Regions from separate parts of the Homo sapiens genome. Here regions 1, 3, 4, 5, 6 and 7 are each linked to region 2. A link is a loop called in an ENCODE intact Hi-C map of the cell type or tissue named here. Cell type or tissue: IMR-90. All regions are shown on one strand.

The links. Hi-C counts contacts between places; a loop is a spot of excess contacts. Peaks named below come from ENCODE experiments on the same cell type or tissue, not always from the same donor. Only the 100,000 strongest peaks of a DNase experiment are listed, where the experiment ranks them.
Region 1: it touches region 2 in a loop (4-fold over the local background); 18 of 110 quality-filtered maps call a loop at or near these places.
Region 3: it touches region 2 in a loop (3-fold over the local background); 3 of 110 quality-filtered maps call a loop at or near these places.
Region 4: a loop joins it to region 2, with 2.1 times the contacts of the local background. A loop is called at or near these places in 3 of 110 quality-filtered maps.
Region 5: it touches region 2 in a loop (3-fold over the local background); 21 of 110 quality-filtered maps call a loop at or near these places.
Region 6: a loop joins it to region 2, with 15 times the contacts of the local background. A loop is called at or near these places in 12 of 110 quality-filtered maps.
Region 7: it touches region 2 in a loop (21-fold over the local background); 5 of 110 quality-filtered maps call a loop at or near these places.

Annotation. Positions count from the first base shown.
Region 1 is chr11:12,961,776-12,965,775 of GRCh38, forward strand. No RefSeq gene overlaps it. Among named protein-coding and RNA genes, the nearest start is that of LINC00958, 26 kb to the right of the region's middle. RefSeq lists a silencer at 2,514-2,573. In IMR-90, CTCF peaks have their summits at 59 and 2,467 (motif pointing right); no DNase peak of the experiment used is centred here; H3K27me3 peaks cover 802 bases.
Region 2 is chr11:12,329,503-12,333,502 of GRCh38, forward strand. It overlaps a transcript of MICAL2 not described here. Among named protein-coding and RNA genes, the nearest start is that of PARVA, 46 kb to the right of the region's middle. RefSeq lists an enhancer at 968-1,469. In IMR-90, a CTCF peak has its summit at 1,976 (motif pointing right); a DNase peak (open chromatin) is centred at 1,999; H3K27ac peaks cover 213 bases.
Region 3 is chr11:12,691,805-12,695,804 of GRCh38, forward strand. All of the region lies in intron 2 of TEAD1 (TEA domain transcription factor 1), which reads left to right. Among named protein-coding and RNA genes, the nearest start is that of TEAD1, 19 kb to the left of the region's middle. RefSeq lists an enhancer at 1,604-2,803. In IMR-90, no CTCF peak of the experiment used is centred here; DNase peaks (open chromatin) are centred at 987 and 2,047; H3K4me3 peaks cover 400 bases; H3K27ac peaks cover 3,132 bases.
Region 4 is chr11:12,776,120-12,780,119 of GRCh38, forward strand. All of the region lies in intron 3 of TEAD1 (TEA domain transcription factor 1), which reads left to right. Among named protein-coding and RNA genes, the nearest start is that of TEAD1, 100 kb to the left of the region's middle. In IMR-90, no CTCF peak of the experiment used is centred here; a DNase peak (open chromatin) is centred at 1,592; H3K27ac peaks cover 552 bases.
Region 5 is chr11:12,506,745-12,510,744 of GRCh38, forward strand. PARVA (parvin alpha) reads left to right here. Exons shown (of 13, transcript NM_018222.5): 7 at 1,840-1,898. Among named protein-coding and RNA genes, the nearest start is that of PARVA, 130 kb to the left of the region's middle. In IMR-90, no CTCF peak of the experiment used is centred here; DNase peaks (open chromatin) are centred at 17 and 1,887; H3K27ac peaks cover 2,306 bases.
Region 6 is chr11:13,182,183-13,186,182 of GRCh38, forward strand. No RefSeq gene overlaps it. Among named protein-coding and RNA genes, the nearest start is that of BMAL1, 94 kb to the right of the region's middle. In IMR-90, CTCF peaks have their summits at 1,020 (motif pointing right) and 1,587; no DNase peak of the experiment used is centred here; H3K4me3 peaks cover 245 bases.
Region 7 is chr11:13,151,130-13,155,129 of GRCh38, forward strand. No RefSeq gene overlaps it. Among named protein-coding and RNA genes, the nearest start is that of BMAL1, 120 kb to the right of the region's middle. In IMR-90, a CTCF peak has its summit at 1,804 (motif pointing left); no DNase peak of the experiment used is centred here; H3K27me3 peaks cover 761 bases.

The sequences.
Region 1 (4,000 bases), 630 kb after region 2:
CAGGTTTTCAGCTCCGGCATGGGCTTCCCTATTCTGCTGTGAAATTAATATGACATCTAGTGGCTTGGTAAAGAAGATCTGGACTGATTTTAATGGACACATCTGGATTTGGGGCTTCTTAGGTGTGGAGGTGGAGACAGGGGCCAGTGGTTACCATTACGTTTCAATGGTTGGTTTTTAAGAAATATTTGTTGGAAAACAAAAACTGACACACATAAAGACCTTGAATTCAATCTACTCCTTAATAGTTAGGAAAGAAAGAAGAAGGGAGGGAAAGAAAATGGAAAAGAAAATAGGAAAGAAGGGTAAGAAAAGAGAAAAGGGGCTGGATGTTGTGGCTCATGCCTGTAATCCCAGCACTTTGGAAGGCTGAGGTGAGAGGATCACTTGAGCCCAGGAGTTTGAGACAAGCCTGGGCAACACAGGAAGATGACCCCATCCCTAAAAACAGTTTTAAAAATTAGCTGGCATGGTGGTGTGCATCTGTAGTCCCAGCTACTCGGGAGGCTCAGGTGGGAGGATCACCTGAGCCCGGGAGTTCAAGGCTGTAGTGAGCCGTGATCACGCCACTGGACTCCAGCCTGGGTGACAAGAAATGAGAGGAAGAGAAGACAGAAGGCAGGAGGAGAAGGAGAGCTGGGATGATGTGGGCAAAGGGCGTTCAGGGAAGAGGAAGCAAAGCTAAGGGCCTAGAAATATGAAATAACCTGACAGATCCAGAAACAGGAATTGGTGGGAAATATGGCTTATAAAGTGGTCTGGGCCTGCGCGAGAGCTCTCATGGCGTGGGGTGGAATCCACATTCTGTACAATGGGCACGGGGCAGCCCTTCGAGGGCATCACCATCAAGGGAGTGCCCTGGATCCTCCGTGCTCATGTCCACTCCTTGCCTCTCCCCTCCTCTGCAGTGCAAGGAAACTCAGCCCTGTTGCCGGTCTTCTCCAGGTGCTGAATCAGCTGCCTTTCGCTGAGTGGCCAGTGGAAGGTTCTGGTAGGAAACAGGGTGGGAAGAAGGGAGAAGTTAGGGTCTCATCCCGTCTCTCTCCATCTCAGGTGGCATATCCAGCAGTGGCTCTTTTTCCTTCATAGCTCCAGCTCCTGCCAGAGGGACCCTCACAGGTTCTGGCTCCTGCCAGTGATCTGGCTGGGGGATCTGGGAACAGCACCTTACCCCTTCACTCCTTCATCCTAAGAATGGCAGTGACTTTGTATTCCTGAGAATCTTGGGATTTCTCTTCCCAGCACCTCCACCAATTCCCTGCATCAGATTCCCTTTGTTGTAACTACTTGGAGTGGTGTCTATCTTCCTAGTTAGCCCCTGAATAATATCGGGGGGACACTGGCCCCCCACTGCTCTGGTTTCCACACAGAGGGCTTTTTCTCTAAATCCTCCTGGCGTCTTGCTCTGCTCCTTAATCCTCCCGATGGAAGTGTGCTGAGTTAGCTAACTAGTGGGTGACAGCAGTCGGCCCACACTCTCATTTGCGTGGATCTCTCCTGGTGGAACTGGGGAGTGCATTTTAGCATGCTCATCATTGCCAAGCTCTGTCCTCCAGAGTAGTCTGTTCTGTAATGCAGGTGATATTTTAATCTCCATCTGTCTGACTCCCTGAGTCTGAATTGGTTCCCAAGGCTGGGACAAGGAGTCCTGTTTTTTTGTTTGTTTGTTTTTTTGTTTTTTTCTTTCTCAAACTCCAATAGCAAGGAAGTGGAAAAAAGATTAGACTTTTGGCCCGGCGCGGTGGCTCACGCCTATAATCCCAGCACTTTGGGAGGCCAAGGCAGGCGGATCACGAGGTCAGGAGATCGAGACCATCCTAGCTAACACGGTGAAACCCTGTCTCTACTAAAAATACAAAAAAATTAGCCGGGCGTGGTGGTGGGCGCCTGTGGTCCCAGCTACTTGGGAGGCTGAGGCAGGAGAATGGCGTGAACCTGGGAGGTGGAGCTTGCAGTGAGCCGAGATTGCGCCACTGCACTCCAACCTGGTGACAGAGCAAGACTCTGTCTCAAAAAAAAAAAAAATTAGACTTTCAGTACCACTACATTATAGCCAAGAGAAACTGATTCCCCTCAGCCTGGCATATTAGGGAGAACCTTACCTGCAACTCCTCTCCCCACATATTCTCCTAAACTTAGACTCTTCAGGAACCACTGAGACTCTGTCATAGCCCTGACGTGCAATGTCAGGAGCAGGGAATAATGAGGCCAGCTTCAGAGTGTGGGAGATAGTGGCACAGGCCCCACCCTCACAAATGTCCACAGCTTAGCTTAATACTCTGTTCGCTGTCTTGAAACTCTCACTGTTTTTAAGAAGTTGTCCCACATTTTCATTTTTTCGCCAGACCCCTCCGACTATGTGGCTTTTCCTGGTACTCCCTCCCTCTTGGGCGCCCAAGCTCCTTGGATTGTTAAGGCTGGCGGTGCTGCCCAAAGCATCCCCCCCAGGACTTCTCGATATGGACAGCAGAGGGCAGCAAACTGCCATTTGAGGGCTCCTCACCCAGGACGACCCAGGGGTTTGAACCTGGCTTTATCCACGTGGGGTGAGAGGGGTGGGAGGAGGGTGGTATTAGTTGTTTGCGTGTTTTTAATAATTGAAAACCAGAAACCCGACACTCTGAGCACCACTTCAGGTGATGTGCTGTGTGGCATTTTCTGCCCTTGTGGAGTCCAACCATCCATTCTGAAACAGAGCAGTTCCTTTGACCTTGACAGTACAGTAAGTTAACGTTGTCCTTAGGTTCTCGGAACTACAACTTAAAGGGAAACCAATTTTACTACAGGCTAATGGCTATAAACTAGAGTTGAGTTCCTACAGTATATTTCAGGTCACAAAAACATCAGCAAACTTCTAGGTAAAGACTCAAAACACTTCTAATACTAAACACTGAAATAAATGTGAGCTATACATGCATTTGATGAATAAAAACAAGATCATTATTTACTTAGTAATTCCAGTTCAGGGTAATGAGTGCTCGAAGCCCCTCCTGGCAGCTCAGGGCACAAGGTGGGACCCAGCCCTGGATAGGATGCCATTCCCTCACAGGGCGCACTCACCCACACCCACGCTCGCTCCGACTGGGACCATGTAGACACACCAGTTCTCCTAATGTGCACATCGCTGGGATGTGGGAGGAAGTGGTAGTGCCTGGAGAAAACCTATGCAGACATGGAGAGAGAGTACAGACTCCACACAGAGTGTGGCCCCAGAAGGCATGGATTTTTTTTTTCTTATCCATGTTCTAATGAAATGGTGTAGGCTGGGCAACGCAGTGAGACCCCCATCTCCACAAAAAATTTAAAAATTAGCTGGGCATGGTGGTGTGTACCTGTGATCCCAGCTACTCAGGAGGCCGAGGTGGAAGGATCTCTTGAGCCCAGGAGGTTGAGCCAGCATTGTGTCACTGCACTCCAGCCTGGGTGACAGAGCAAGACCCTGTCTCAGAAAAACAAAAACAAAAACATGACATTATTTGAGGACCTGCTGTGCAAGCTAGTGGCCAGCATGTGCAGTGCCGCATGTCCCACGCTGCTCCTGATAATATCTAGATCAACTACAAAGAGTCTTCCAGGGGGTCTTCCCTGCATGGGGTCTTCCATATATCACCTCTAATCCTTACGGTACCTTAACAAAGTCTGTATTTTTATCTGCATTTCCCTGATGAGGAAACTGGACTCAAAAATGTACTTGATGTAACTTGTCCTAGGTCATACAACTGTGAAGTAGAAAAAGCTGGATTCAAATCCAGGTTTTACCTAGTCCACCTAGTGTCTAAAAGGTATGCTCCTTCTACAAGTCCAATGTGCCTCTGTGATGCATAAAAGGGACAATGACATTTTGTCTTGCCTTTACTTTGTAGGGTGAAGTTCTTGTCTGAAATAACAATCCCTAGGGCGGTGCCCCAGCCCTCTCCAAGGCACAGTGGACACCTGTAAACAGAAAAGCTCTCATGCACCAAATGCCTGTGATCTGGGATTGCATCTGTCATCAGGCAAA
Region 2 (4,000 bases):
CAATAAGCCAATAAGCCCTGTGTTCAAATTCTATTCCACTCCGCTTAGGCTGAATAGTCCTGGGAAAATCACTTAACCTCTCTGGTCCTAGATTTTTTATCTGAAAAGTGAAGATAATAATCCCCATATTATCAGGTCATTTTGAGAATTAGAAGTGTTGATAGGCAAAGTCTCTACCGGAGTATTGCCTAGGTTGTAGGCATTTAGTAAACACTACTCATATCATTTTACAAAATATTACTAAGTATCCACACACATCTTCTTTTAAAGAATTTGTCTAATTTTTACTGCTTGAAATTTAAATGATAGAAACCAAAATTGTAAAGCATCTTCTGAAAATCTTCCTCATCCCCAAATATGAAAAAAAAAAAAAAAAAAAAAGAAAAGAGAGAGCTAGTTTGAGTTATAGCAAAAGAAATCTGGCCAGCTTGTGATGTTTCGGAGGTGTGCCAAGCCAGACAGAAGATGGATTCCATTCATTCCCTTTATATCCTTGGTAATTTAATTCCCCTGTTAAGTTTATGGGCCTTTTTCCCATGATTGTCCTTGTGTGGGTGACAGATGCAGATCAACAAGGGGCTGGAGACTAAAAGAGTCAAGACGGGAGAGTGGCCTCAAAAGCAACCAAATGGAAGTTTTGCAGACCAGCCACCAAAATTAATATACTCTAACTTGTAATAACATTTGTGCAATAATAATATTCCTTGGTGGTTTAATATTCTATTCAGTCCCTTTAAGAGATTGCCCTGTTGCTTAATGAATGACCAACGCTTATTAGGTTAAGTTGTATTTGAGCTGGCCTGTGCTGCTCCGGTTCAAGTGATTTAATGGGAATTATTTAATAGGTATTATTAGGATAATTAGAAAATGATCACAGTTAGGCAATAATATTGAGCTATAAAGGTTGTGAATAACCAAATTTAGAGACAGACCTGAAAACATGAGTAGTCTGCGACAGTTATGCAAGGCTCCTCTGATAATTATGTAGGCAGCCTGAAAGGGGCTTTTGTTCTGGGAGTTATTCATTAGGCGGGCATTGAATTAGAGGAACATGCGGGGGTGCGGGATGGAGGGCAATGATGGCTGATGAGCAAAATGAGGCTTTGATGAGCTCCTCATTGTCGTGACAACAATTCCTGCTTTCTTTTTTTACAGCAGTCAGAAATAAGCTCTCCCGCCCCCGGGAAGGGTTTTTCCCCATTTTGTCAAGGAAAGGGAAACAAAGGAAAACAAAAATCTAATAATCCACCCCAGATGACAAATCATTATGTTTTGCAGGACGTGGAGAGAGAGAGAGAGAGACAGAGAGAGAGAGAGAGGGAGAGACAGACAGAGAGAGAGAGAGACAGAGAGAGGGGTAGAGAGAGAGAGAGAGAGAGACAGAGAGAGAGAGAGAGAGTGTGTGTGTGTGTGTGTGTGTGTGTGTGTGTCTGTATGTGTGTGTCTGTGTGTGTGATGTCTTTGACAGAGGTAAGAGAGTCCCCTCTTGGTCCTAGCTGCCCAGGTGAAGGACCAGGATATGCAGTAACCTGATTCCTGGGGGCCCTACCACCTTCTGGAAAGAGGCCAAGCCCAGCTCTGCAGCCACTTAGACTCTTATTGGTTGAGGCACTGTTACCTACTGGCTTGTTGCTTGTCAATATGATGATCAGTGTTACATACTAGGGGCATGGAATACCCCAGTCTAGCAAGAGACCACCATTCAAATTTAAATGGTCTGGATAACACAATCTGGGCTTTCTTTCAATACCTGGAATCTGATGAAAACTGAGTAACTTCGAAAGAGAAAGGATTTCTCCCCAGGGGAGGTCGATGAGAATAATTATTCCCTTATAGCTTTACCAGCTTTGGGGAAGATTTACCAGCTAGTTGTCTGCATGGAGCTTCTTGCCTTTTTTGGAGCCAGATGGTTTCTTCTTCCCGGAGATTGAGGGGTTTACCAAGAAAAATTAGGATGCACAAAGTGCCAGCAGGTGGCAGCAGGAGCACACATTATGTGAGAAATGCTAGCGAAAGCCTCTCCAGGACCGGGGAGGTAGCTGAGCTTACACTCCATGGTTTTCACTGCTGCTGAGGACCCGAGGAATAAAAATTCCTGGATAATGTACAGTGAGGTGTCCTGGACAGAGCACAGGCATTAGAATCAGACACTCCTGAGTTTGAATCCCAATGTAGTCCTTATACAATTATTTACTTTTCTGCGAAATTTTCTCATCTGTAAAATTGAATGAATAATACCAACCTCACAGAGGTGGTATGAAGAAAAGATGAAGTGAAATAATGTTAGTAAAGCACCCACAAAAGGGCCTGAAATAAAATAGGTATCCAAAAATATTCCTTCTCTTTTCTTTTATGTCCCTATTATTATAAAACACAGCTGGATGGTCAATGACTTCTCAAATTGTATTTATTTGTTTGTTCATCCATTCACATTCATTTGTAACTATACTCCCTACAAGAGATTTAAGCCGGTTTCTCTAAATATTTGTAATACATGAATTTTGCATGCCTGATCCAAACAAGGATCTCAATGAGGACTCATTGTTATCACTCCCACACCCCCGCCACCACCGCCCCCAAAAAACAGTAATGCAATAAAAGCTGTTCAACAAAGATAGCAGACTATGGGTTTTGAGGCATGCCTCTCTGACACTCTGCCACAATTTGGGAATGGGTTTTAGGAAATAGATATTCTTTAGGTTTCCTTCCATAACTATTTGTTCTCAAAAGGTACTTGAAGGCAGTGAGTTAAAGGTTGTACCCTTTCATCCATCATTAGACATGGCTGGTTGCTGTGCATTCATAAGTCAGCAGAGCAGGGGAAGGGTTGAGATCTTCTGTGATTCTAAAGGAGTCTCTCTAAATACAGGTAGCCATGAACACAGAAACACAGATAATATTATTTTGTCACATAATATAATGGGATATTGTCAGAAAAGGACACCAACCTTATAGATAATGGTCAGGAGTAATAAGACTTCAAAGTGGATGATTAAGCATGCAAGGAACTTGGGTTGTTTGCCACAACTATGTAGGTGCAAAAAGTAAACAACAAAAGTCAGTACATCAGAGCAAGAGAGTTTATTATTCACAGCATAGCAAACAGCAGGAACATCAGCTCGGTAGCCCAAGTTGCCCTGTTCCCAAGTCCCATGGTGTGACATGATGAGCCCAGATGGCACCTGTGCGTGCAGTGAGTTGTCCCATAGCTAGGGAGCCCCAGGAAAAGGACTCAGCAGCTTTTATAGCAAGCAGTAAATGAGCCAATTCCCCTTTCCCAGGAAGCAAGTAGTTGTGCAGTAGTCACACAGTAGTATCCTGACCCCCTTCTTGGAATTCTCTACCTGACTAGTTAGAGGAATGGCTAAGGTTCAGAGGATGGTAGGGCCTTGCAGTTTGGCTCACTCAGCAAAGATGTACAGGGACACTCCTAGTCTATGGAAGACTGGCTCACTCAACAAATACCGACAGTCCGCTTGCTGTATATTCACCTCTGTTTCCAGCTTCACTGGCCACTCTGTAGGAAGTCCATGGCCTCATTGCAAGCCAAATATTGAACAAACGTATTAATGAGAGACTAAAGCTGACCCTTGCAAGTTGTTTTTTAAAAATAAGACAGAAGACAGAAATAAAGAAGAAATGGAAAGGGCAGATGCAACCACAGATACAGCAAAGATTCAAAAAGATAAAAGAATATAACAAACACTTAATCCCGTTAGTTTTTAAATCTGGCAATCTAAGGGTGATTTTACAACTACCATATTGAAAAATTAAAGAGGAAAATCTTATGGTCTTTTCAATAGAAGAAGGAAAATCATTTGACACAATTTAACATCCATTTGCTAAAAACTTTTAGCAAAAAAAAAAAGCAATAGAACAGAATAGAACTTTCTTAATTGAAACATATTTTCCAAAACCATGCGGCAAACATCACTGTTAAATAGAAGCATTTCTTTAAAAATCAGTAATAAAATAATGTTGCCTACTCTTAAGTCTTCTA
Region 3 (4,000 bases), 360 kb after region 2:
GAGCCATTCAGGCTGCAAGCTGTATTTCGATGGTATTGTTGGGTACGTTTGTACTCATCTGTTTCAATAAATATTGATTGAATTAAGCTTTGTACTTCTTCTCCAAAGTGTTTAAAATAGAATGTATTTAATGTCCTAGTCATTTAAAGAATTTATCACTAGTCTATTATTTTTATAAGCTTAAATAAGTTAAAGATTTGTAGTTTTAGATAGATTTATGCATTGGATCCCTAGTTGTAACATAGCTATTGTTTTAGTGCTGCGGGCCTATAGTAGTAGGCCTGCAAGTCTAAGATGAGTGTTTTTTATTTAACAAGTCTGCTATTAAACTTATTTTTAGTATTATAATTTCTGTCTTTGCTTCTTGGAAATTGTTTTATGCCCATGTTGGTGCATCATAGACTATGCACTTAGGCCAACCACCCCCCAGTCCCCCCAGCAAAGCAGGGCTCATTTTAAAGACACGCTCTAATGCTTTCTTCAGAGTTTCCATTCAGACCTACAGTTTTAGCTTCAGTAATACTTTTTTGTTTTGTTGGTGAAACAAAGCTGTATGCGTTCACAGTGCAGCCAACACAGTCTCATGACGGCACAAGTGAATAGTCCTGAAATTATCATCATTCTCCACACCACTGAGAAGTTAACCAGCATCCTGGCCTGGGAAATTTTGGATACACATTTAATGCCCCTCACCCACCACCCCGGCTTTTTTTTCTTTTTAAAGCCGCAAGCTTAATGTAATGGTTCCTCTGTATTAAAGGAAAGTACAGTATTGTAGGGGTTTATTTCCCCCCCGCCCCCGCTTTCCTCCGTGGGCACTGAGAGTAGGGGGAAGAGCCCCGTAATTCACAAGGCAGGCTTCTGTGCCCCGCGGTAAACTCAGTTTCACAAAGGGAATTTTCATTATGGTCCTGTGGCTCCCTAACATAGTGGAGGCTTCAGGAGGCAAGTGGTAAAAGCTACCAAAGAAAAAGCTGGACTGGAGCCACTGACGTCATGTCAGTAAATCTGCTGGAGGAGCCCAGCCATGCAGCGCCTGCCAGCCGGCCCCTGCACTTTGGCCTTGCCTGGTCAACTGTTCTTACTGCTTCCTCCACCCCCACCCCACAGAACAGCCTGTGTTTTTTGTGTTCTTTTCCCCCTTTTCCTTCTGTGCAACTGGGCTGTGTTGAAACCCATAAAGGCTTTTGAAAACCACCCCTACTGGTCCTGTGCTTAATGTCTTGTGTGGGGATAGTGGGGAGAACCCAACAATCCATGAATGAGGGAGGCTTTAAAAGTTTTTTCTAGTGGGGACCTCTTTGTGATGAATAAATCCACAGGGAACATCATGGAAAGCAGCCAGAGGTGCGAGCCCCTGGTGCTTAGTACTTTTAAAGAACTTCGCTTTTAAGTCCTGGGCTGTGTGCACATGTGTGTGTGCGTGTGTGCATGCGCACAGTAAAGGACAGAGAAGGCCAGTCAGCACATGGGTGGAAATACAGAATTTCAGCCTTCTAGCAGAGGATGATTTAAGAGAATGAGTTCCAATGCGAGTCCTTTATTACCCATTAATCATTGGTCTGCTCACTCTGAACTCTGGTTTGCAACTGGAACAGTTAAATCTTAAGCTACATGCTTCTGTACATCCTGGATATTTAGAGTCACAACCCCAGATGGGCCTGAATTAAAATATTGCTGTGCTAAATCTATTTTTACATCTAGGGGAATGACATCTAAAAATAAACCTTATCCCACCTGTTATCCACTTTTGGGAAGTTGAAACGCTGTTAAGTCGCAGCCCATGGATTAAGCTTTGATGACGGCTTCCCATGTGATGCCTGCATTCCACTTTTCCTGCCACTGGCATGATGTTTTCATTGTTTCGGTAACCGTTGTCCTCCTGTTTATTTTGCTGTGAATATTCATTTGCAAATAAGAGTGAAGCATAGGTTCAGACTGGTTTTGATTTTCCTGAATCTTAGGGTCAGAAACATATTAAAAGCAGTATCTTATCCATGAATCATGAGATGAGTCAGTTCCTGAAACCACTACAAGCCTCATAGTTCTTGGCTACAAGCAAAGGCAGGAAATCCAGGCTTCAATAACTTCCTTTCCCAGTCCTGGCTATAGCCGCGTTGGTGGTTAGGTTCTGCTGCCTGCCTTTGTAAGCGGTAGGAAGATGTATGTCTGAGGAACAAAGGCACTTGAGTCAATTTACTGAAACTGTTTATAATTTGTGGTCTTGATCTGAATGTCAGGCTGCGTTGGCACACCCTGCTCTGCTGTGCGGCCCGGCACAACTCAGCCAGGAAAGGCGGCAGGCTGAGTCCGGGGAAGTGCCCCAGCAAACACATGGCAAATGTTTCAAGGGGCTTTAGTGTTCCAGTGAATCCTAAAACTAGGGGACATGCAAGCCGACACTAGGCAGAAAGCTCTGGATTCCATATGTATAGTTGAAGTATCGACTCTTTGTTTGTTCTTCACTTGAGAGAAAGGAGAGAAAAAAGAGAGAGAGGGGAGAGAGACGAGAGAACAAACTAACACACTCGCCAGCCTGCCAAGCTCTGGCCTGTCTCTTGCTTTTACTTGCAGTTTACTTCCTTATATACAGGGTCCTCTTTTTTTTTTTTTCCTTTTGCAGTGTTTCACGCCAGTCTTCCTGACTTCAGAATCAGTTTTATAACTGTTTTATTAAATATTTTAAAGAGTAAGGGAGAAACACGAAGTTGTCTCCCAATGTTGGGTCTGCTGTGACTCGTATTTATTTTTCTCCTTTATGAGCAGTGCCCACTTTGTGTACGTACCCAAGTCAGAGCAGAGTTGGGTTGGTGTTTCTGTGTGAAGTTGGGACTCACTGTTGCTTTGTGCTTTACTTGTGAATTTATGAGCTTTTTCAATCTTGAGAAAAATTAAAATTGAGTGTGACTCATTTTCATTTACCAACTCTTACCTTCTTTTTCTACGCTAATTGGTGTTAGCTAGCGTGGGATTTGAGAAAATGGGACTGAAATGAGACCCTTCTCCCCCCTACTGTAGGTTTATATGGAGTCATTGGAAGTTCTGATAGAAGTCTAAAAATAGCATGGGTAGACAAACCCTGTGAAAAGACACTGAGGAAGATGGAAAAAAATTTGAGATGATGAGCAGTTAGATATTGATGCTACCTTTTAAATTGAGCTTGTTTCCAATTCATAGCTGGCAATAGCTCAGAAAGGTCAAATTCTATTTCAGCCTTTGTAAAGAATAAAATAAAAGCAAATGCAAAAGTTTGCCTGGCTTTTTAATCAAGTGTGGCTAATTCAGCGCACAGCCAGGCTGGCGAGGGCCACTTCGTTCTTACTTGTCGTTTGTATTTTGTGTTTGGGTAATTTTCTGTTCAACTTCAGGCCTCACTAAAAGGCTCTGATAAGCTGTTGAGAAAGTCGGGCTCATTTTGATTTTAGAGGCTTGACTGAGAGTCATAATTTCTGGCTGTGGTTCTCCAGATTTCAGGCTGGTACAAAAACTCCTTAGTCTTAGGTGAGTTTCTTTGGAAATCACTGTGAAAATATATTACTCTCATTAACATGTAAATAGTCACTGTCTAAACTTGGAGGAGATTTTTCCTTATGTTAAGAGAGGTACAAATCCAGTTATTTTTATTTGTCCTTCATTGATCTGACAGTTAACTTCTTTTTCATGTAGATTTCAGGCTGGGATTAGAGACTGAATCTTGAATTGCTTATCGTCTCTAGACCAAGTTGTTCGGGGCCAGGGATTGATTAATTAATTAAAATCAATGTAAATGGATTTGTAAGCCTCCTGTAACAGATTATCCTATTAGCAACCACACAGAGCACAGCCCATGATCTGTGAGGAATGTTTGTTGCCTTAAGTGAAATGGACCCAGACTGATGGACTCTTTGGGGTTACTTTATGAAAAACCCAGTGGCTTTTGTAAGGAAGGGGCCTCACTTAACCTTTACACTGAACAGATATTTCCTATAGATGGCAGATTATTTTATTTTCTGAGCCTGCC
Region 4 (4,000 bases), 450 kb after region 2:
CGGGGGAGGAGAACAGGGCATTCTTATTATAGGTTTTAGGACATTGGTCCGGGACTTCAACAGGTGCCCTGGCCACTTGAGTGTGTCAGTCAGCTGGCCCAGCTCAGAGACGCATAATTCCAACATTCATGTATTATGGTAAGATGGTGATGGGAGAGAGAAAGGAAGACGTCCACATCCATTCCTTGAATGTGCATAGGCTCACACCGCAAATAGAATGAACGGGATCCACATCTCTGCTGAGTATTTTTCGTTCAGCTTGTACATGAGAGTAGACGTGGTTTATTCCTAGAGGGTTGGGGGCTTCTCTCTGCCAGTAATGTTTTTGATGGCCATGTTATCCTTTGTAATAGATTCCTGGCAAGTAATCTTGTATTTGTGCTGCCTTTGGACAGAGGTGGGTAGATTTTAGAGAACAAAAACACTGGGTACTTTACAGTGTGCTACAGATTCTCATTTAATTATAATTTTTAATTATAATAAAATAAACTTGCAATCCGAATGTGTTTGATCGGCTTGATAGTGACCTGCTATGCATACCCTGCAGATAATTCTGTCTGCCTACCTTCCCTTTCCTCATGTTTCAGTTCTAGCTAAATAATAAAATCAAATTTGTTCTTCAAAGCCCATTTGGATATTTATTATTATTATTATTATTATTATTATTATTATTATTATTATCATTATTATTATTTTTGAGATGGAGTTTTGCTTTTGTTGCCCAGGCTGGAGTGCAATGGCACCATCTCACTGCAACCTCCACCTCCCGGGTTCAAGTGATTCTCCTGCCTCAGCCTCCGCAGTGGCTGGGATTACAGGCATGCACCACCATGCTCGGCTAATTTTGTATTTTAGTAGAGATGGGGTTTCACTGTGTTGGCCAGGCTGGTCTCTAACTCCCGACCTCAGGTGATCCTCCTGCCTTGGACTCCCAAAGTGCTAGGATTACAGGCGTGAACCACCGCACCCAGCCTTATTTTTTTTTAAAGTTTGTTCTTGTGTCAATGTACTCTCCTCTCCCTCTTAGCCTTTTAGAACACAGTCTTAAAGGTGTGATAGCGAAACCTGCTGCCCAGGATGTTTAATTTGTTTAAAAAATTTTTTCTTTATTGCATTGTAGTCCCCCCGCCTTTGGGGGAAATATTTGTCACCCCAAAGTTTTACAGCTTCTGGGGTAATATTTAACATATGTTAATAAGCTGAGTTTTTTTGGCCATTTACAAAGGTCCCAATTGCTCACTGTATGCCTACCCTCTTCCCTGGGTCTGCCTCTGTGCTCTGTGACTTGCCCGATATTTTGTTGAGACGGGCTTTGGCAACTGTCTCTTAGATGAATGGTTCTATTACAAACACAGTAGCTTCCATGACCGCTTAGAAGAGATTGTTGTTTATGACAGCTTTTATTGAGAGAGGTTTGGTGCATGATAATGTCCTGATAAGGACATTTGTACCTATAAAGTAGCCACAGCCTTAAACATATTTGATTGTCAGTAAAATATTGGGGATGATGACATGCCAGATGTGAGGTATCGGATTGCATGTTTATTCAACTGTTACTGCAATCTCTGTACTAAGATGTGCCCTTGTATTTTCTGTCTCACAGCAACACACAAAATGCAATGGTGATATGATCCTGATTATGAAAGATGCTATTTAGGTTACTTGGATTGTAAACCATGTGTATTAGGAAGCATTCTCTCAGTCCCCATATGTCCTTAGACAGCAACCACAAACAGTTGTTAGGTGAAGGGAATTGTCAAGTGGGTTGAACATACGCATTGTGATAGGGACCTTTTGAAATGTATGAATCTTAGTAAGGCCTGGACTGACCAGGGCAGGTGATGTGACAGTCAAAATAATAATAATGAATATTTGTTCTTGCAATGAATTTTTGCAATAATGAATATTTATGCTTGCAATGTGCCAGGTACTGTTCTGAACACTTAGCATTAACCCATTTAAACCTTCTAACAAGTCTTATGAATAGCTACTATTATCTTACATTACAGATGAGGAAACCATGGCCTAGAGAGGTTTAGTAAGTTGCCCTGGGTCAGATTCTCATTTGATTGTAATCGTTGATTATATTTAATCATGAAAGTAGTGGTTAAGAGCTCAGGCTCTGGGGTTCCTATCCTGGCTCCAGTCCTGGATGTTCTTACTGCTGCCTGGCTAGGGTGGAAGAGAGTTTTGGTTCCAGGTAAACAATAGAAAAGAAAGAATGGGCTTTCCTGGTGTCTGGGATACCGTTCATCCTGTTTTTTGCTTTGTAAACTCCTACTGGTCGTTAAAAAACACTCCATCCTCTCTGAAGCCTTCCTTAATCTCCACAGGCAGAGCTAATTTTTCCCTCTCTTATGTTTCCAAAGCACATGACTTTTAACTGTCCATTAAAGGCCTCATCAGACTCTTTTTTTTTTTTTTTTTTTTTAAACTGTAGTAAGCACTGTCAGGCTCTGTTTCTGTGGGTCTGTACCCACTGAGAACTCTTCAAGGGCCAGTGCTGCTCAGCCTCCAGTATGGTCCCTGGCACACATTAGGCCCCCAAAAAATGTTTGAATTAGTGAAAGTTGTTGGTAATAAAATTCCATCTTGTGCCTCTCAAGAGTTTTCTTTCCTACATTCTTGGCATTTTTATGACATTTACAACATTTTAATGAAACAACAAGGGCAAGAATTTTGATTTCATAAATAAGAAACTGAAGCACAGAGACCAGGATGTTTTCTGTTAGATTGTTTTATCTTGAGAAACCACCTGGTGAAACAAAACTTAGGAGAATTAAGTCATTTGCAAGACCCCACTCCCCTGTTTACACTTTTCCATCATAACCATATTGATCTTACACCTGAGATGTTGTGAACTAGAGTAATTTGTTCACAGTAGTAAAGCATAATCCTAGAAAAGTTAGTCTTTGACCATTTCTTTTCCCTGGTGTATACTGGACATAATATGTTTGTAAGCTTATTTGAGATGTTTCTAAGTGGTAGGGGTGTGTGTGTGTGTAAATGTTACTTTTTTCAGATCGACTGTGGGTTTAGTTTTAGTTGTCTGAAAATCACTTCCACCACTGATTATTCTAAGATGACATTGTTGATCTTGAATGATACAGTTACCGGGAGCAATGAACTAAGTAAACTCTCACTGTAGAGTTCAGAAGGGTGTTGAGTTAGGGTGAGTTTCCAGGATACAAAATCTGGTTAGCTCATTGGCTGATTTATAAGGGGCTTATTAGCCTATGGGAGTAAGTTCTTCATTGGTGGTGGTAAAGGGCACAGGGTTGGGAATAAGGGTTGTTGGGGTTTAAATCCTGGCTTTGCCACTTCACTGGCTGTGTAACCATGACTAATATTGCTAAACCTCCATATCCTCATCTGGTCAATGGGACCAATATTGGCACCCCATCTCACAACTTCAGTGTGAAGATTAAATTAGATAATACATTAAAATACTTAGAATACCCAGTTCATTCTTTGAGAGCACTATTACCCTGACAGCTAAATCAGACAAAGATATCATGAGAAAATAACTAATATCCCTTATGAATATAGATATAAAACTCCTCCACAAAATATGAACCCATTCAGCAACATATAAAAAGGTTAATATACAGTGACCAAGTGGGATTTATCCCAGGAATGCAAGGTCAGTTTAACATCTGAAAATCAATTAACGTAACACACCATATCAATAGAGTGAAGAAAAAACCACATTTTTATCTCAACAGATACAGAAAAAGGATTTCACAAAATCCTTCATGATGTAAATAATCAGCAAACTAGGATTAGAAGAGAGCCTCTCACCTGCTAAAGGGCATCTGTGAAAAATCTAAGCAAATGTATGTAATAGTAAAAGACTGAATGCTTTCCTTCTAAGATCAGGAGCGAGACAAGGATGTCTGCTTTTACTCCTTCCCTTCAATATTATACTGGAGTAAGAGCAATTGTACAAGGAAATGAAATAAAAATTACTCAGATTGGGAAGGGAGAAGTCAAACTATAC
Region 5 (4,000 bases), 180 kb after region 2:
GGCACAGAAGCAAGACTCAGAATTGGTGGTGAGTCACAGACTGAACCACAGGGAGAACTCTTTAGGGAACAAATAATGGGTGGAGGTGAATCAGGATGCTGTGTGAGGGGTTATTGAACCCAGATTTCTTTTCCATTCTATGCAGAAGCATTTAATTTTGCAGAAAGTTGGAGATGAGGTTTTACGTCTATGAATGGCCATGCAGGACAAGGACACAGATTCCATTAACCCCACATGAAAACACAGCCTGTGTTGAAACTGCATGTGGAAAGAAGTCCTGATTTATCTTCACCTGGTCCTCTTTAAATGATAGATTTTTTTTTTTCTTTTACCTCCTTTTTTGTTTTGATTAGTCCATTCTTAATCTAAGCCAGATAGACTCTTGGTCTTATCCAGTTCTTCCTTTCTTCTGTAAAAGTATTTTGCAAGGACTCTGGGTTCTGTGGAACTTTGGGCAGGAGGCTCGAGAAGGCAGGGCTCAGATGAGCCACCCAAGTTCAGAGGCTCCTTCCTTCTTCACGCTCATCTCAGCCTTGGGGAAGATGCATTTGCTTGGTCAATCGCTTGCTATGTCACAGCATCCTCCAGGTGTCTGGTGCTGGTGGTGGAGGGACGTAGTAGAATGAATCTCCCTCCTCACACCCATCAGAAAGTCTTCCTGCACCCCAACATTACCTCCTTCGTCAGCTCCCATGCCCACACAGTGCTTTTTAAACCCTCCAAACTGGCACTCAGAGCTGCCCCCTGACTGATGGCAGCTGCCCTCCCCTGGATGGCCTCTGGAACACATTTGTGCGTCCTGCCTCTGCCTCTTGGCTGGGGCCATTCCTCCCATTGAAATAACCCCTTCTCAGTGTCCAGCTCCAGGGCCCCCTCCCCTTGGAAGGTTTCTCTGACCATTCTAGCTAAAAGTGCTTGCTCCTGGCCTGCATTCAGCACTTTCTGCCGAGGGTGACCACGTAATCTATTATTCATAACACTTTTGAGATGAAAGGGAATCTTACTAATATGCTGGGACATCAGGGATAAACCAGGACTGTTTTGGGGAAACCATTCTCAGGTGTCTACTTCTTCTATCCCGATTGACTTTAGCTCCTCAAGGGCAGAAACTATATCATATACTCCATAGTATTTGTTCTAACTCCAGCACAGGGCCTTGTACATAGAGGGCACTGATTAATGAAATAAACAAGAAAGAGGATAAGTTGATGGGAGAAGTGTGGACAGATGGATGGATGGATGGATGGACGGACGGACGGACGAGTTTCTAACATGCTTAACCTTTTCTCAGAGAATAAGCTAGTTACCTGAGTGAGGACTTACTACTTATTTAAAAGCTCCCATATTTATCAGTTAAAAAAAAAAAAAAAAAAAAAAACCAAAAAAAAAAACCCTCTGCCTCTTGTCTGAATTCCTAGTTGGCCTCAGTTCCTCCACCCAGCCCCCCAGTTAAATGTGTTTCTCAGCTTCCCTCTGTGGCCCCAGCTGGAGGGCAGACACACCCTGGCCTTCATTTCCATTTGGTTTATTGTGGATTACTCCAGGAGGCAAACAGTTTGCTTCCAGCAGCATGTCTTCCAATAAAGAAAGGAAAGATTCACCATCCAAGAAACAGCCTACTTGTTTGGACTAAACACTAATTGCACTTGCGTCCTAATGGTTCAGTCCAGTCCCTGAAAATCAGGACCTCCTTTCACTTCCAGCATTATCTTATCTTGGGTGCATTTCTTAAACACCAGTAACTTTCTCATTATCAGGAATGCTCATCAGTGTTTCTGTATTTTTCTAAAGCATAGTTTTCTCTTCTCCTCCCAACCCCTTTCCCCACCCCCATTTCAGAAACGAGAAGGAATCCTCCAGTCTCGGCAAATCCAAGAGGAAATAACTGGTAACACAGAGTATGTCAACACCATTGTTGCCAGCGATTCTGTAATGGAACACAGATGTTTCTCTGAAATTCATCCATTTGCTGATATTTAGTTTTCATTTATTGGGATTGCAGGAGGGATTAGACTTCAGCCAATGATTATAGTTTAGCCTTTTCCATGCATTCAAAACATGCCTCTCAATGCTTAAGGTACAAACTTGGGTGGGGAAGTAGGGAGACGGAATTAGCAGTGATTGAAAACTTCTAATTTTGTGCCACTCCAGGAAAAAGTGTGCCCAAAAAAAGCCAACCCAGCATGAAATCGTCATGCCATAAACACTGGGTTGAATTTAAATTGTTAACCTTCAAAAGGACGTTTTTCTTCCTTTTCTGAATCTGATTTGGGCATGTGCCATGACCCAGAAAGCCTCTCTACCTTAGATTTGTCTTTTGGTTTGGGGTGGTTTTTTTTTTTTTTTTTTCATTTATTTTTAGAAATTGGGATATCAGAACCTATCAAAATTTTGCCATGGGGAACAGGAGTTTTCTCCTCAAGCAGAAAAAAAATTCATAGTGTGGGGTGAGTTTGTGATCCCGAGAACTGCACCCTGGCCCCATGCAAAGTCAGGCAGTTAGCTTTCAGCATTCCCTGCTCCCCAGACTTTTCTCTGAGTCCCCCTTGAACAAGAGCAGCATAGTGCAAAGAGCAGAGGCTGCTAAGCCAACCCAACTTGAGTTCAAATACAGGCTCTGCCACTTACTCACCAGGTGAGTCCCTTAACCTCTCTGACCTCAGTTGCCCCACCCAGAGAGGTAGGAAAGATTTACTGTGGTCACAGCTGTGACTTCGTTCCCTTGCCCTCTGTAGCTGCTGTTCCATCTTTTCTCCAGCACAGCTGACCCGTACCTGCCAAGCCCATCCAGTCTCTAGGAGGTTCCTGCCCTCTGCCCAGCCATGACTGACAGGAGTCTGGGGCACTGCCCGTCTAGATCACATTGTGTACATGGCTTAACAAGGACTAAGGGGCGTGGGCATTCCAGGCCGAGACTAGGGGCCAGAGATGTAAAGTGGCCTTTCCCAAGATGCCCTGTTTATGGCCTATAGAGACCCCATCAAGCAGCCTCTGTATCACCTCAGAGGCCAGTCTTGGTAGCTGAAGGGTCAACTGATCTATAGGGCACACCTTGGCCTTGGTTCTGTGAGGGATGGGAGGAGCCAGGCCTGTTGGGAAAGGAGAATTCCTCACTGTCCCACCGCCCACCACCCCTCCCCTATGCTGGGCTTGCCTGTGCCCACTATTTCACCTCTGGGAAAGAAGACGACAGAGCAGAGAGGAGCATGGCCTGGGAGAAACTCCCAAACCAGGGAGTGTGAAGTTTCAGATTATTGAACAATCTCTCGGATGCATGTTATGCTTTCTATGGTCCCTCTCTCTGCCACAAAGACATAAACATGGATGCAATGTCCTAATAATGACAACACAGTACAATTTATGGGACACTTTCCTATCTATTGATATTGATAGTAAACACATGAAGCCATGATTACACCCCCTAAAACCCCACAGCCCAAGGGTGAGGAAGGAGACTGTGCCCTTGGTTTATCCAGCACTTAACTCCAAGTTCATTATTCTTTCCAGTGCACTACTTGCAAGTGCTCACTTAGTGGGTGACAGGTGTGCTGATGGATAAACCAATATAATAATCATTATGAGAACCAAAAGTGTATTTGGAAAAAAGTGTTTTGAGCATTTACTACATACTAGGAATTATGCTAAAATATTTCTAGATATTAAATCATTTAATAATCACAACATCTGATTTAAGTATTTACCATAATTATCTTCATTTTAGAGATGAGAGACCTGGTGCCCAGAAAGGTTCATTAGCTTGCCCAAAGTCACTGTATGAGTTTTTTTTCCACACTTCTGATAAAGACATACCCAAAACTGGGAATGAAAAATGGTGAAAAATGGTTTAACTGGACTTACAGTTCCACATGGCCGGGGAGGCCTCAGAATCATGGCAGGAGGCAAAAGGCTCTTCTTACATGGTGGTGGCAGAGAAAATGAGGAAGAAGCAAAAGAGGAAATCCTGATAAACCCATGGGATCTCATGAGAATTATTCATTAT
Region 6 (4,000 bases), 850 kb after region 2:
GGCTTATACATCAAAACTTCGTTAAAATCCTCTTTAATCATCTCTCTCTCTCTTCCAAAAGTGCAACTCTCTCATCTTCTCTATCCCATAACCTATTCCTCTGATATGTGTTCCCTCTGGGCAAACCCAACTACCTTCTTAGTAAACAATTCTTTTACCTTCAGCCATTCATAACGTCTTCTACTCCCCCCAAGTCAGCAGAGCAAAAATCTCTTCCCCTGGACTTGCTGTTCTTAGACTATATATATATGTGTGTGTGTGTGTGTGTGTGTGCGCGTGCGTGCGTGTGTGTGTGTTGTGGGAGGGAGGTGGTTGATCACATGGTTTGAAGACTGCAATACAATTGTAAATACAAATATTTATAATTTAGTGTTTTGTTCTTGTAACAACAGTATATGATAGAGCAAAATTGAAAACTAACTGAGAACGCACTGGAAAATCGGTAAATAAGAATATAACTTGCAGGAACAGTATTCAGGTATTAAAATAAATTAAAAGTACCTGGTAACAACTACAGTGATTGCCTTTGAGTGGGGATCCTTCTACTCTGCCTACATATTTATTTTTTTGAAAATAATAAGTACATAGTTCTTTTATATTTTTAAAAGTATTTTTAAATATAAGATTACTTAAAAGAACATAATTCAATACACATTTTTCAGTGTTTGCCATGTTCTATGGTCTCTGCCAAGGAAATCATAGACTAACAAAACTGTATCACTTACATTTTGTAAAGGATGATACCAATGATTTTCAAAAAGCCCATTATAGAAGTTAAGAAAAACATTGTCAGGATTCAAATAGAAAAATGAGCCAAAGATATAATCATAAATTCATTTAAAAAATAAAAATGTTGAAGTCCACAGGTAGGAAATCTTCAGTAAGCAAAAAATTCTAGCTAAAGCAACTTAGACATACCGTTTTTTATCTCTAAATTATTGAAAATGTCAAGCAGTGATAAATAACACTTAATGCTGTGGAGATTCAGTGAGGCTGGTTCCCCCAAAGACTGCAGGTGGCAGTGTAAACTAGAACAAATGTTTACATTTCAGGACGTCTTCAGAGTTCCACAAATATTTATTGAATGTCCATTCATTCTTTCGTGGTGGAATGGAATTCACACTCAGCCCAATCCACCATTAATTTAGAGGTAACCTGATTGCCAGTTAGCTGCAAGTTGATTTTCTGTATTCCGTAATGCTTCTAGTCATACACTTCATACTGTTTTCAAATGATGCAATTTGAAATGATGTCAGGAAAATTCAGCATCTTTCATTTCCTCTACTTATCAGCAAATCTATGACAGGTATAGAGGTGGTCAGAAACCTGCCAAAAATGCTCCACCATTATCTGGGGGACCAGGCATGTACATGGTGATGAAAGTTGTCAATTAAACATTGCCCAATATCCTTCTCTGGAATTCTTGCCTAACAGGAAACCCCCAGTTTCTGCAAAGAAATTAAAAGTAGCGACAGAGGCATCTTTCAGCCAAAACATTTAAGAAAGTCATTTATGGAATTCTCACTACCCTCTTGGAAGTCAAAATGAAAGACGATGTATTTTATACATAACTTTGTAAAGTCTGCCCTCTATCATTCCTCATAGTAAATGCAGCCAGTATCCACAGATTTATTCTGTTTCAGATGAGATGAGATCCTAAATATTTTTATCTACAATTTACTGAGCACCTTCAATATGCCAGGCAACTAGTAGATGTATAAATGTTTGATCCCAGGTTGACACTTACTACAGCTCCACAAGGCAATAAAGTGCCCTTATTCCTATTTCACATCTAAGGACACATGCTCAGGGAGGCTAAGTAACTATGTCGAGGACACACAGCTGATAAGTCAAAGCTCCTGGATTGTAACCTGGTCTGTCCAGTGATAAAGCTCATATAGTCTTTATTCCATGTCACATTGGCTCCAATTTGCTTCTATTCTGACACTTTAAAATGTAGATATAGCCATATATTTATTGACACTCATTATCATTTCAGAAAGCCACAGAGACACCTAGTCAAACATAAAGTTTGTCAGAACACATATGAAAGAAAAGACAACCATTCAAATGCTAACTCAAGGAAGCCTTCAGACTTTGTAAACGTGCTTTTTGTTGCATATAATTCTTCCTAGTTAAATGGGCTTTCAGGCCACAGCAGCTCAGTGATCTCGGTAAGATGCATCTCCAAGCTGTGCCATTTCTGGATATCGTCTGGCTTCATGGGGTATGAATGTTTAAACACTGGCTACTGGTATTGCCGTACGAACTCAGCAGAGCTCTGTTGAAATCTTCAGCTGAACCACTTAAACCAAGTAAACAACTCACCTCCAGGCAGTGTGTTCCCAGCACCTATCAGATTGTCAGAGAACTGGAAGGAGTCTGACAGAACAATTTCCAGGGTCATTGGTCTACATATGAGGCAGGGGTCTAATCGTTTGACTGATGTGCTCATGCTACTGGGTAACCAGTGGGTTCCCTACATGAGTCACTTCCAAACACCCTCGGCTGCCAAAGGAGAGCAGGTTTAGTCTCCTCAAAATGGAAGACGTGAAAGAAGGGCAAGGGCAGCTTCTACAAGATTCAGGAATGCTGAGGTTCCCACGTGGCGTCAGTTCAAATGGCAGGGGCGTGGGTTATATGTGTCTTTCTTCACCTAGTAAATGAAGACATTTTCTCATCTTGGGGATTTGGTTGCTATGTATTTGAAACATTTCACCATAGAAACAATGTTAGGTCCAGCCAACCCATAAAATTCATTCATCATTGAATGCCATTCTTCACTCATGTATCTAAACAATCGTGTTGTGATGATGGAAGTAAATGTAAAAACATTTCTGGGGAAATCCCACTCCAGATTTCAACCTAGACCTTAGGAGCATATAGTCCTTCTTGTGGTGAAACCAGGAGATTCTTTTGTGTCATAGGTTCCTCCTCCACCCCCCAACCCCTTCACTCACACACATCTGCTGGGCAGGGACAGCAGGACTTCTCCAGCTCCAAGCCACTGCTGGAGCTCCCTTGGCCTGGGGTGGAGGCAGCAGTATGGGAGCAGGAGGGTGGGGAGTAGGGAACAGGTGGGCGATTGAGAACAGGCACTGAGGACTCATGGGCCAGGCCTTTTGACAGTATGACCCTCAATAGAGCAAATTCTCTGTCTAGGTCACTATCTGATCCCTCTCTTGCTTTTCTACCTCTGGTTTTAAATCTGGCCCAGTCTCCAGGCCCAGCCAAACCTAGTAAGCAAGAAGGCAATAGGTTGGGTTGTTTAGGGTCTGTGATGGTTAATACTGAGTGTCAACTTGATTGGATTGATGAATACAAAGTACTGATCCTGGGTGTGTCTGTGAGGGCTTTGCCAAAGGAGATTAACATTTGAGTCAGTGGGCTGGGAAAGGCAGAACCACCCTTAATCTGGTTAGGCACAATCTAATCAGCTGCCAGAGTGGCTAGAATATAAGCAAGCAGAAAAATGTGAAAAGAGAGACTGGCCTAGCCTCCCAGCCTACAACTTCCTCCTGTGCTGGATGCTTCCTGCCCTCAAACATCAGACTCCAAGTTCTTCAGTTTGGTGACTCAAACCGGCTTTCATTGCTCCTCAGCCTATAGACAGCCTATTGTGGGACCTTGTGATCATGTGAGTAAAAACTTAATAAACATGTATATATTCCATTAGTTCTGTCCCTCTAGAGAACCCTGACTAGTATGGGAAAGAACAGATGTTATGCTCATCCGACAGGTTAAATAAACAGTGATTAGGAAAGGAATTATTTATAAGGGTTAATGGAAACCAGAAGGCATGGTGACACACCTGGGGCTCACAAGGAAAAGAAGCCATTACCACCCTTAGGCCTGAAGGAACACAAGAAGGGAGAGGTTACCAGAACCCAAGGAGAATAGCTGCAAGAGAGGGAGGTTGGAATGGAGCTGTGGCCATCAGTCAAAGGAGACAGCACACACATTACCTGGTGAAGGAGATTCAGGAAAACAAACAACCTGC
Region 7 (4,000 bases), 820 kb after region 2:
AGGCCGGAGTGCAATGGCGTGATCACAGCTCACTGCCGCCTCAACCTCCCAGGATCAAGTGATCCTCCCAGCTCAGCCTCCTGAGTAGCTGAGACTATAGGCACATGCCACCATACTGGGCTAATTTTTACATTTTCTTATAGAGATGGGGTCTTCCTATACTGCCCAGGCTGGTCTTGAACACCTGGGCTCAAGTGATTCTCCCACCTCAGCCTCCCAAAGTGCTGGGATAGGTGTGAGCCACCATGCCCAGCAGGTCAGCTGCTTTAGAAACAGACCCTGAGTCAAGCTTTTGTGTGCAAGGGTTATATTAAAGAAGCACTCCCAGGAGAAACCGGTAAGAGAACCAGAGAAGCAGAAAAAGGAAAGAAAAGAGGCTCGATCAGGGAGAGACTTGAGACCAAGTCACAGAGTCAGTTTGATGCCACAGGGGAGCCTCAGGGGAGATAAATTACATCTTAGAGTTTATCCAAACTCAAGGTAAGGGAACTGGGGTCCCCACAACTGCATCATTGGCACAAGAACACAGAAGTTGGAAACAACATTTGAGATGGTAAAGAGGATGCAGGGAGATCTGGGCAGAGCCTTGGCACTGCCCTCTACTCCAAGATCTCCTGCTGGAGGGTCATATGTTAAATATACCCTGCTTTCACACCTTTGCAAAAAGGAGAACTTATTGTTTTATGATTCATCACTTTTCAGTGTTTAGCAAGGCTAATATTAGCCCTTATTGGGGCTCAAATACATGTCTCTGTAACTTCCACTCATTGGTTCTAAGCAATTAGTCAATTATCAAAACTCATCAGCCATTTATTGAGCACTATTATGTGCTGAGAAATACACAAAGTGCTGGTTTATTCTATCACAGACCATGGTCTCTATTCCTTCTAGCTTTACAACATCTCTAAATTTGATAAGTACATCATCAACTTTTGACAAAAGCATGAATAAAACCACCACATAGGACAGGGTCAAGGATCATGCCACTTGATCAATATTTGGGAGGGTATAATTTTCAACCAGTTGTTCAAAATTTCCTAACTATGTCGAGACCCGTTTTCTCCATCTGGCTCAAAATATTTTATGACTTCACCTTTAGCCCAGATGAGATAAAGCAGCTAGATACCATGAACAAAAATTGGCAATATATCATGCCCATGCTTAGGATGGATGGAATGAGGGTCCTAAGAAATTCAGAGCACCTCTGTACCCCTTTAGTTGTACTGAGAGCACAACTTCCTGGCTTCTTTTCCAGCTCTTCAGCGATGAGGTCCTGTCATCCACAGAACGAAGGACTTAATAGGCCGGGTGCAGTGGCTCATGCCTCTAATCCTAGCACTTTGGAAGGCCAAAGCAGGTGACTCACTTGAGGTCAAGAGTTTGAGACCAGCCTCGCCAACATGGTGAAACCCCATCTCTACTTAAAAAAAAAAAAAAAAAAAAGGAAAAAAAATTAGCTGGGCATGGTGGTACATGCCTGTAATCCCAGCTACCTGTGAGGCTGAGGCACGAGAATCGCTTGAACCCAGGAGGCGGAGGTTGTAGTTAGCTGAAATCGTGCCACTGCACTTCAGCCTGAGTGACAGAGCGAGACTCTTCTCAAAAAAAAAAAAGAAAAAAAAGCACTTAATAAAGCTGTTGAGGCATCAAAAATAAATACATTAATTACAATTAAAATATGTTCTTTAAAACATCATTAATTTTTAAAAATACATTATTTATAATGCTGTTTTGATATTTTCTTAATCTACACATCTTATAATCCTGCCCCCAAGCAATTTGGTTCTTAGTTAATCCATGCTGCCTCCTAGTGACCATTGCATTTTCTGGATGTTCTAATAAAATGTCAAATGGTCATCATCAGGAAATTCTGCTCCCAATATCATCCATAATACAGGAAAAAGTCAGCAACAACAGACTTAATATAAATCTGAATCTCTATGAGAGAACATCTTTCCACCATGCTCCATGCTGAGAAGTAAGGATTTGTAAGCCTCCCTCCTATGGCTGCTTTCCAAATATCTGATTCCAAAGGCCCATCCAATATGGTGGTGGGGTGGTCCTGATAATCACCAATAGATGCATCAGGGCAGTATTTGAAAGTCTTCATTCATTGAACATTTTCTGAGCCATGTACTGTGCTGAGTAATTTTACTATACTGAGGAAGCTTAAAGTCAAATCCTATTGTAAAGGAATGACCTCAGGTTTGTTTTTCTTATCTCCTACATCTAACACGGAGATATAGATTTTACCCTTACAGACTTGTTATGCAACGTGTGTAAGCTAAACACTTAGGTGAGAGCTTTGCATGGTGTAAAAGATTGCTTTTTCCCTCTTTTTAATTTTTTAAAATTCTTACCCTAGAGCTGATTCTACCTGAAAAATGCCTGTTATATAAGAAGAGTTAGATAATCATCTCAATGAATGCCTGAATGGCTTTCGATAAAGTCCAACATCCTGTTTGTAAAAATAGGAGATAAAAACACAAGAATAGAAATAAGCAGACACTGGATTAAAAAAATGCAGCAATAACAATAGCATCTTCTATGAGCAAGGCACTTAGAGGTTTGCAAAGAAATTTACATATATTGCTTCATTGAATTCTTACAATAACCTTATGAGGGGAGCAAGGAAGAGGTTATTTTCCTTCCTATTTTACAAATGATGAGCCTAAGTCACGGGGCTTTTAGGAGACTTGCACTTGAACAGGGTGAGGTTACATCCTTTGAGTAATTGGCATAATTGTCAGAGTCCTGTGGGGATCCCGGCTGGAACTGATGTTTCTTAGATATGTCCTACAAGACTTAGAAAGCAGCATGAATGTTGAATCTCTAAGTCTTTAAATGAAACTAAGGTCAATTTTTAGCCTATGTGCTGCAATTCAATGGGTACAATTTACATGGTGATTCTCTAGTTTTGTGTGATAGGGCCATAATAACACAGCTAATGCATTTTCAAGGAAAATAACCTACATATAATAATGGAATAATAGATTTGGGGCTATTGGGTGGTACAAAACACTTTGACTTCGGAGTCAGGAGATCCGGGTTCTAATCATGTCCCTGTCAGTAACTATATATGAACTTGGGAAAGTTACTTAATCTTTCTTTCTTTTAACTTTCATTTTAAGTTCAGGGGTACACGTGCAGATTTGTTATATATGTAAACTTGTGTCATGGAGATTTGTAGTACAGATTATTTCATCACCCAGGTATTAAGCCTAGTACCTATTAGTTATTTTTCCTGATCCTCTCCCTCCTTCCAATCTCCAACCTCCAATAGGGTCCACTGTGTGTTGTTCACCTCTATGTGTCCATGTGTTCTCATCATTTAGCTTCCACTTATAAGTGAGAAAATGCAGTATTTGGTTTTCTGTTCCTGCATTACTTTGCTGTAAATAAGGGCCTCCAGTTCCATCCATGTTCCTGCAAAGGATATGATCTCGTTCTTTTTCATGGCTGCATAGTATTCCATGATTTATATGTATCACATTTTCTTTATCCAGTCTACCATTGATGGGCATTTAGGTTGATTCCATGTCTTTGCTATTGTAAATAGTGCTACAATGAATATATGTGTGCATGTATCTTTATGGTAGAATTATTTATATTCCTTTGGATATATACCCAGTAATGGGATTGCTGGGTTGAATGGTATTTCTGTTTTTAGGTCTCTAAGGAATTGCCACACTGTTGTCCACATTGGTTGAACTAATTTACACTCCATCAACAGTGTATAAGTGTTCCTTTTTCTTCACAACCTCACCAACATCTGTTATTTTTAGATTTTTTAATAATAGTAATTCTGACTGATGTGAGATGGTATCTCACTGTGATTTTCTTTTCTTTTTTTTTTTCTGAGACAGAGGGTCTCACTCTGTTACCAGGCTGGAGGGCAGTCTCAGTTCACTGCAACCTCCACCTCCCAGGCTTAAGTGAGCCTCCCACCTCAGCCTCCTGAGTAGCCAGAAGTACAGGAAAGCACCACTATACCTGGCTA